Regions from separate parts of the Mus musculus genome. Here all the other regions are linked to region 1. Evidence: chromatin contacts called from ENCODE Hi-C or POLR2A ChIA-PET data. All regions are on one chromosome and are shown on one strand. Each heading gives the region's core, a stretch centred on a gene start or an enhancer-like site at or near the end of the contact. The rest is flanking DNA. Distances are from core to core; before and after follow the strand shown.

Region 1 (3,109 bases), core at 199-2,698:
TTGGTCATGTTTGCAAAATGTACTTCTCTATGCTCTAAGTCCTTACCTATAACTAGGATCTGATCTTAGACTGGTGATGAGTATATGAATTAAAACATTGAAAGAACATGAAACAGCCAGGTGGTGATGGTGCATACCTTTAATTCCAGCACAGGAGGCAGGGGCAGGCAGATCTCTATGAGTTCAAGGCCAGCCTAGTCTAGAGAGCAAGTTCTAGGGCAGCCAAGGCTACACAAAGAAACCCTGTCTCAAATATCAAAACAAAACAAAAAGTACATAAAACAGCCCCTGGCTCCTACAGTGCACTCTATAAACAGTATTATTATCTTTATTTGCTGAGTCCTACATTGCCTGTATTTTTCTCTCAACCAACATATATTATAATCATAACTGTATATAAATATATAATAAATTATAATTTGACACAGCAATTAACAGAAAAAAATCTGTATGTTTCAAGAACAGTAGACTCGTCAGCATATAGAGCCTAAGTTAAATCCTAGTCTTTAATTAAACACGAATATGTTTAATTATTCTTCCCATTGTCTTATTTTTGAGTTTTTTTTCCAATTTACAAAGACACAAACCAGGTATGTGAAGTTCACATTGGGGACATATATAAAAATATATAATAAACAAAATCTTATTCCAAAATTATACTGAAGCTTGATGACTGCCATCAGTCCTGATAACTACTATTAAGGGTTAGGCTTCGCGGGGCATGGTGGCACATGCTTTTTAATCCCTACACACAGGACCTCAAGCCTGGCCATGCCCTTTTGGAAAAGAGGGAGAACGGGGATAGATGGCTTAAACACCCAAATGTTGCCAGCCCACCCAACAGAGATGAGTTGGTAACGCTGAGGTAAACCTCAGAAAAAGAAGAGTTCTAAGGATTTTCCCTTTCGTCCTGCTGGGCCACCTGGGAGGCCAAACATCAGGCGTGCCCTTGGCCTGGCCTAACCCCCCGGCTGGTAAAGGTTTATGCACGCCGAGTAAGGTGAGTTTTTTCTTCCCGCTTCCAAGCACTGAGTGACCGGGCCACCATCAGCCTAGGCTGGCGAGCTCAGGATCCATAGCTGTCTCAGCAGTCCTTGCAGAGCGACAGAGCTGAGGGAAATGCCGACTGGGCCGCCATCTGTCTGTCAGCATCAGCCACGTGGAACTGGAGGAGCCCCGGAATCTGCTCTCTAAACCCGCGCCAGGCCCACGGCGTGCCGGGGAATTCAGAAAACAATGGCTTCGCCCGCCAGCCCGGAGCCCAGAGCCGGCTAGGCGGCTCCCAGGTCACACCGCGCCTCAACCAAACTTGGGCTCTTAGTCCCGCCTCGCTGCTCAGCGCGGATTGGCGGTAGGGATGAGCTCTGTCGCTGATTGGACAGCGGCGAAGTCGCTCCTGCAGACCATCGCGTCTGGCCGCAGTGGAGCTCTAAGAGTCCCTGAATTCAGACTTCAGGCCGCGCCGTCCGAGAGTCGGGGCCCTTTGAGGTGGCTTAGGCGGTATCCCTGAGTTGACAGCATCACCCCGTCCCGCGTCCTCCTCTCCTCTGTTTTGTTTTTCATCTCTCCCTCCTCCCTCCAGTCCCCGACGACTGGCCCTAGACCCTCGCTGAAGGTGAGCTGAGCCACCGGCGAGTGGGCCGCTCCGAAATGGCCGCTGCCTTGAGCTGTCTAAAATGGCGGTCTCGTGCTCGGCTGGGGACCGCGACGCGGCTCTGCAGCCCAGCCGCAGCCGAGACGGTAGGGCGATGGAGATGGAGTGGAAAGGTGTTGGGTGTGTTGACACGACTTCATGTCGATGGCACAGTCGACATTCCTGGGGCGAGAGGAATCCTGTGTCACCCACTGGTAGGCTAGGGCAAGAAGCATGCCTCCGGGGGCGTGGTGCTCTGCGAGCAGTGCACGCCTGGCCCGGAGGGATGGCTGTCACTGGCCGCAGGGCGAAGTGACCGCGTTGAAATACTTCTAGGTCCTAGTGGAGCTGCCCGGCCCCTTCTGCTTCTTAACCTTTGCGATTGGCCTGCGCTCCCGTTCACACCTAGGGCCGCCTGGCAGCAAAAGGCCCCTAAGGGGAGACCCTAGTGTTCCCTGAAAGGAACTGGAAACTTAGGAGGGCAGATGCTTTGTCCCCAAGAGCTGCTGGGATGTACCTCAGAAGAGAAAGGAATACGGGGCCCTTTTAAGAAAACAAAGCTACTTTTTTTTGTGCCCACTTGACAACGAGGTGGGGAAACTTCATTTTATGGTGAACCAGTGGCTCCGAGAAGCTCTCTGTTTTGCTAAATTTAAATCGAGGCTGGAAGGAGAGTCCACTGCTAAGGAATAGGTTTTCTAACTACTGCCTAGTTTAAGATTGCTGCCTTCGCCTGTTACAACACGCTGGCAATCTGTTTGTACACACACACCAACCTCTAGTACCAAATGCTCGTTATGCTTGATGAAGTAGAAAACTCCCAAGTACTGTCGAGGCACGTGGGCTGCACAGTCAGTTTGGGAACTCTGTTCATTCTTCACTGACTAAATGTGTTAACCTAGCAGGTGCCAACTTCCCTGTATCTTTCTCTAAAATGCAGTCGTTGATAATCTCAGGTTCTTGACAATTAGATGAATTAACCTTTATGAGGAATTGGGCACAGATACTAACAGGCCACAGAAAATAAGAGAGTTACTCAGTAAGCATTAATTGTTAGATCGGGGACAGACTGGTTATAGTAACAGCATATGTCATGTAACACTTGCATATCTGATTCCACTTTAGATTGAGTTTTTAGTTTTAGAGATATTGAAATGGGGCTGTATTTAAAAAAAAAAAAAAAACTCAGTTGGTTTTTATTCCCACCACCACCACCCACGAATGTTTCTATGTCAGTGGGTAAAAAAGCATTTCAAAGCAAGGAAATTACCAGAACAGTAAGTGGAATGGAAAATATTAGCATATTTACTTTACTACATACTAGGCATTCTCTGTTTACATCCCAAGAGCTGCATTGTAGTGAAAAATCATTTGTATTGACTATATTTAAAATATGATAAATTGTCATGGTAGACATTGATACTTCTGCTTGCTGCAGTGTCTGATTTTAACTTTTCTTATTCTAGGCTTCTGGTT
Region 2 (3,109 bases), core at 271-2,770, 61 kb before region 1:
GCAGCAGGAGACAAATTAATGAATCCCCCATAGGTGCCCATCTCCTAATCTTCAGAATCTGGTGTTTTTAAAATTGATAGAACCTCTCTAGAAAGCATTTTGTATAAAAATCTTCGGTCCACTAACTCCACATCTGCAAATTCATCCCAAGTGGGAGAGGGGAAGGGGGGGGGGGACCATAAAAACAAATGCAAAACTCCGTGTATGCAAAAGTATTTACCACAGCTATTGGTTAGAAAATCAGAATAAATTTCCAAAACTAGGCAAAGGCCTGGATAAATTTGGCCACATCTTGTCAACAGAACATTATGAAACTGATTGTATGCTCACACTTTGATCTAACATAGAATAATGAGTTATAGTCTAATCTCTGATAAATAAACCGTTTTTCAGATCATATAACTACGCAAAAACTTTTTTTATGAAAAGGAAGGGCTGGAGAGTTGGTTCAGAAGTTAAGAGCAGGCACTGCTCTTGCAGAGGACCTGAGTTTGGTTTGTAACACCCACATCAAGTGACCCACAGCTAGCTGTTGCTCCAGCTTTAGGGGATCCAATTTCCTCTTCTGGCTGCCACAGATACTTGCATTCATGTGTGCATAACCACATACCTTCACACATACACAGCACAGCACATAATTAAAAAAATAAAACCTATGTGCACATACCTTCACATACACAATCACATAACTAAAAATAAACTCACAACTGGGCAGTAGGGGGGGGGGGACAAAGATGATATTCTCTCTGGAGCCTCCTGAGTGAACACAGCCTTTGACTTCAGCCTCATAAAACATTTCAAAGTTAATAAACGTGTGTTGTTTTATAATGTAGCATTTATGTTCATTGCTGTGATAGTCTTAAGAAACTAGGCGCAAAAGGTAAAACTCAAAGTAACTGCTGTTGCTAAGATGGAACCATTGTCTCTGGCACTCTGATGTCCACAGGGAGCCAGAAGCTCGGCACTTCATAAAGGAGGAAAGCCAGCTCCCTGCCCAGGGCTGCAGGCTACAGCCCTCCATCCTCCTCTTCCCCCTCAGCCTAGGAAAACTGGAGGAGGCTTCAAGGGAGAGTGGGGAAACCTACTTGAATTCAAGAGCTTATTTCTGTAGGAAATCACAGTCCATTCCAGCGAGTTCAGAACTTCTGAAATGAGAGGAAACTGACAATATATATCTAAAGACAATATGAGTTCTTATGCCGTTTTTAAAACTACCTACAATTGTAGAGAGGGCTAAAAGCTTTCTTTTTTTAGGAGAAATGTTAGTCGTGGGCGTGTAGTGTTTCAGCGTTTTAGACTGCGGATGGGGAATACTACAGAGCTTTCTTTATGTATTATGTGTGCTCCCATGCTTCAGGGGATCTGATGCACTGATCCTCAAAAGGCTATTCCAAGCGAGGAGGAGAGCTTGCTGTATATCCAGTACAGACTATACACACAACAGCAGAGCCCTTCTCTGGGAGGCAGAGACTCTGGTTCCAGAGCTCAGCTGTCAGTCAAGTGTGACCTGACTTGAGCCAGTTTCCTCCAGGCTGCTCTAATGAGAGAGCCTGAGTCAGGGATCTCACTGCAAGTAACGGTAGTGACTCTAGCTAAGAATAGCCTGAAATTTGCTGTCACTGGGAGACCAAAGAAAAGCTGGGATACCAAACTTGGGACCCAGGAGAACCCAAGGAAACCAAGCACAGGAATCATGGCAACGTCGATCCCTACGGACCAAATCATTAGGAGCCTGCTGTTTCCCCATGGTCACTCACTATTACAACTCAGCCTTGAAACACATGTTCCAAAGGTTCTGAAAACAACGCTTGGCTGAGCCAGGGTCCTGGTGCACCAAGAGGAGAAGACTTGGGTTCTGGCATGGGACTTTAAACAGAGAGAAGAGGAGTTGGGAACATAGCTCAGCTGGAAAACTGCTGACCTGCACGCAGAAAGCCCTGGGTTCAATCCCCTGCACTGAATAAACTGGTGTGCTGGCACACGGGTAATCCCAGCACTCAGGGAGTGGAGCAGGAGAATCAGAACATCAATATCATCTTTGGCTACATAGGATATTAGAGGCCAGCCTGGGTATGTACAGGAGACCCTGCCTTCATCATCATCATCACCATCACCATCACCATCATCATCAGCATCATCGAGGAAACAATGGCAGATCGTGTGAAGACAGGAATTCCTTTATATTCCAAATTCCCCAAGCCAGGAACATCAGCATCTTCAGAGACACTACAGCTTGGGTCCAGACTGGCAAGAAAATGTAGTGATACATGGGAGAGAGGGAGTTACCTAAGTCAATGAATCTACCTTCTTATGGTGTGTGGGCTTTGTCTACATACAAACCCACCATGTCTCCTTCCCATACCATCACAGTCCTTACTCTTTCCTTGGCTCCCACTCCAGCCTCCTTGCCAACCTTCACCCACAGATCCAGTCCCACTACCCAAGGAAGCTGCAGTCCTGCCGGCCCCCTCCTTCAGAGAGCCATCACTAATGTCCCTTTCACAGTGAACCTTCAACATCAAAACTGTCTCTTGAGACTCTTAGTAACAAACAAGCCACCGCCCCACTCTGGTCTGAGAAAACTTGTCTGTCCCTTTTCCTTTCTCTGGCTAGAGACCACCAGAGCCAGAGCCAGTTCAAGGGTTGAGGGCAGCCTCTGCTCTATAAAGTTCTGCCTTGGAGACTGCAGGGAGTCAGCTGTCTGAAAGATTTAGACTGAGTTGGAGGGACACCATGTGGCCACAACTAGTATGACATTAAGCCTGAGACCTTTCTGTAGTAGTGTAAATACTATGACATTAGGGATACATCAAGAGGAAAAGCTAACATTGACACTTAACTATCTAACACCACCATTTTTATTTCTAATCCTTTCCTTCAATGTTCGCTGACGATTGCAACCACACACATGGAATGTGCCTTCCTTTCCGGTGGCATCTGACCCTCAGCATGTTCCACCCTCAGTCAAGGCTTTCACCACCACTCTCCCCAGAGCTGGTCAGTGCTTGGTAAATTCTAGTGTTCTCAAGTGGCAAGTGGGGCATTGAACCACTGGAGCGGCGTGGTGACTTAGAGCACCATCACCAAGTGGTACAGACAGGTTAAGCCA
Region 3 (3,109 bases), core at 265-2,764, 33 kb before region 1:
GCCATCTGACTCACCGGTGAGGTGGGGGGAAGAAGCTGTAAGCAAACACGATGAGTTTATTTCCAGCCCACATCTCCCTCCGCCAGCCCTGGCAGCCAGCCCACCCGTGTGTTGCCGGGGCCTCCATTGGAGACGTGGCCAGAGTCCTATTTTAGGAGGACAGAAGTAACCTAAATCATGTGGCTGCTAAGCTGGAATTTAAAGAACACACACCAAGAGAGGTAGGGGGAGGGAGGGAGAGAGGAAGAGAGAAATGGAGACAGAAACAGAAAGAGACAGACACAGAGAAAGAGACAGAAAGACAGAGAGGGAGGATAGAGGAGGAGAAGAGAGAGGGAGGGAGGGAGGGAGGGAGGGAGGGAGGGAGGGAGGGAGGGAGAAAAGATATATGATACTGGACACCACAATGTGCTAGCAGTTGGCCATCTGACGTGTTCCAATCTTGTCTAACCCAGGGAAGCCTTAATATAGTCCCTTTGTCCTGTCCGTTACGGGAACAGCCAGCAAAACTGCCTGCAAGAGAAAGCACATGGTCTCAGAGGTGAGCCAGGGACAGCCTCTGAGGTGCCAAGGATTTTTCTGAGCAAACATTGATGGACAGGTCTGTGTGTGCTGGAGAAACCCGTTCCCCTGGCTCCTTGCGGAATTCAGCCCCAGGGGAAGTGAGCTAATGACTGGGGTGGTTCACCTTCAGCCCAGATGCATCATAAAACCAACTTGTAAAGCCTGGTTCTGAATACTTTTGCTCACCCAGATGGAGTTCTGTGGGGCTCTGTGGCTTTCATATTGGAGGGTCCAGGGGCAGTTCTTCCTTTCTCTGGCCTAAAACCAGGGCCGGTGTCCTGAGCCTGTCAGCTAACCCAGGCTGTGGTCAAATCTGCTGACAGCAGCCACGGTCTGCCTGCAGTGTGTGCCCCACATCTGGGACTTGTGATTCACCAGCCAGTCTCTTCCCCCAAACCTAGTTTTTCATTCAGGCCTGAGCACGCAGGACTCACAGAGCCTGGGCTCCAGTGCCTAGACTTGTCTCTCTACCTAAGCACCCAATAGGGTTTATCCTTATCTCTAAACAGCCTTCCCCTCCCCTTGGGCTCAGCCTGATTCACCAGGGGAATTTCTGTCTTGATTTCTCATTCTGAGCCCAAGCTAGGGTGAGAGATTTCTGAATGGTCTTCTGTATACTGTTGGTGTCTGTGAGGACCCTTAAATTCAGGGGAACCTTTACCCCCACTCCCTACCCCGAACCCTTATTTCCACTGCTCTCCTCCCTCAGCTTGCCCAGGAGGACCCCAAGCAGCACCTGTTCTAGCCAATTCCTGGATTCCCTGTTTCTGCTCTCACCTCCTGGGCTCTTAATCCCTTGTCACAGCTGCTTCTGGCCCTTTGGTGACTCTTAAACTTCTCTTTTTAAACGACTGTCTTATCACGTGTTTCTGGCTCGATCTGTTTTGGACACAACAGTTTCCCTGTGGGCTGCGGTGAGGATTCTGTAAGTCAGCCAGCCTCTGGGTAGCTTGTAGATAGCTTCCAGTGTCCCTGAGTGTCTCACCGGGCCTTTTGGTTCTCACAATAGGGTTTTCCCTGGCCCTGCCTCCAAGGTAGCTTTAATCTCTAGAGCCCCTCCCTCACCTGAGGCAGCTACATTTTAGGCTCATCTCTTGACTTGCTGAGACCATTTTTCAAAAAACAAAAACAAAACAAAACAAAATTTGGCAATGCTTTTTATCAACAGGAAAGGAAGGGTCATCCCATATTTATTTCAATTTTTTTGGTTGCTAATATTTATTAGATTATTCACCCATCAACAGGAGTTGGACATTATCAAAATTCGTCTCAATTTCTGCTCATCTCAAAGATTCCTAGCCAAGCATCTATAACTGGTCAAAAAATAAGCCAAGTTATAATAGATTGGAGAATCCTCTCCATAAGCCAGTGTATAATATTAATATACATGGAGTACCCAGGGGACCAGAAGGTGCCTAAAGGTGCCTCTGACATGAACACACACCTGTCATAGTATGTCATAACATAGGCAGGACTCTGCATGCCTCCTTTGACTTAATGCTAAATCATAAACAGTTGCCATGTCACTACATAGAATAGTCTTTGGGGTGTGTGTGTGTGTGTGTGTGTGTGTGTGTGTGTGTGTGCAGATATGTGTGTGTGTGTTCATATTTTATATGCTTGTCTTTGTGTGTGCGAGTATGTGTGTGTCCAGGTGTATGTGGACGTTCATGGACAACCTCAGGTAGGTAACATCCTTGGGAGCTTCTTATCTTGGTTTAGTGTCATTCTTTAGAGACAGAGTCTCTTCTCTTAGGGCTCACCAATCAGGCCAGCAAACTCCAGAGCTCTCCCTGTCCCTACCTCCCACTACTGGATGCATACTACTGTATCTGGCTTTTTTGTGTAGATTCTGGGCATTGAACTTAGGTCCTCATGCCTGTCTGAGCCATCTCCCCAGCACCAGCTCAGTGACTGCAGAGTAGCCCTTTTAGCAGGGCTTCCCAACCTTCCTAATGCTGTGACCCTTTAATACAGTTCCTCATGTTGTGATGACCCCAACCATAAGATTATTTTCATTGCTGCTTCATAACTGTAATTTTGCTGCTGTGATGTATTGTAATGTAAATATCTGATATGTGGGATGTATGATATGTGACCCCTGTGAAAGATTTGAGAACCACTGCTTTTAGTGAAATTGCCATAACTGACCTGACTAGTGGATATTGGTGTTTTTCTACCATCATGTAGGAGTCTCTAGTACGCATCTTAGCACCTGGGACTTATTTAAGAGTATTTCTTAGGCCAGTTCTCAGCAGCAGGTTTAGTCAGCCAAGGAAAGAAACTAAAGCTTTCCAAACCTGTTGTTGCTTCCATTGCTTCATGCTTCCCTGAGATGAGGTTAGAAAAGTCTATCTGGGAAGTCTGAGCAGGAAGAAGAAACAAACATAGACAATTGTGTGAGGCATCCCACGTGGAATCTCTGTTACACCGCCAATCCAGCTTGCCCGGATTTGTTGATGCGCTTACTCTTAAGACTGTTTATGAAGAAATTCACCGCACATTATTTTAGAAACTTTGCTTACACGGTCTCATGGGTCCTCAC

The links. Hi-C counts contacts between places; a loop is a spot of excess contacts on that map. ChIA-PET counts read pairs that join two places held with the same protein, here RNA polymerase II (POLR2A).
Region 2: POLR2A ChIA-PET joins it to region 1 with 47 read pairs in Patski. The contact joins the enhancer-like site here to the promoter of 1700012D14Rik in region 1. POLR2A ChIA-PET finds 5 or more read pairs at or near these places in 3 of 5 experiments (Patski and embryonic stem cell).
Region 3: a loop to region 1 is called in a map of heart, with 6 times the contacts of the local background. The contact joins the enhancer-like site here to the promoter of 1700012D14Rik in region 1. A Hi-C loop is called at or near these places in 11 of 37 maps with a recorded cell type or tissue (gastrocnemius, heart and left cerebral cortex). POLR2A ChIA-PET finds 5 or more read pairs at or near these places in 4 of 5 experiments (Patski and embryonic stem cell).

Annotation. Positions count from the first base shown.
Region 1 is chr7:111,121,014-111,124,122 of GRCm38, reverse strand. 1700012D14Rik (RIKEN cDNA 1700012D14 gene) reads left to right here and starts at 1,448. Exons shown (of 3, transcript NR_015573.2): 1 at 1,448-1,740; 2 at 3,100-3,109.
Region 2 is chr7:111,182,107-111,185,215 of GRCm38, reverse strand. No RefSeq gene overlaps it. Among named protein-coding and RNA genes, the nearest start is that of Gm33098, 27 kb to the left of the region's middle. Within about 2 kb of position 1,520, at least 1 of the 3 ENCODE cell types and tissues checked has a DNase peak (open chromatin) inside an H3K27ac peak, as active enhancers do.
Region 3 is chr7:111,154,501-111,157,609 of GRCm38, reverse strand. No RefSeq gene overlaps it. Among named protein-coding and RNA genes, the nearest start is that of 1700012D14Rik, 33 kb to the right of the region's middle. Within about 2 kb of position 1,514, at least 1 of the 3 ENCODE cell types and tissues checked has a DNase peak (open chromatin) inside an H3K27ac peak, as active enhancers do; it is heart, where a contact is called at or near this core.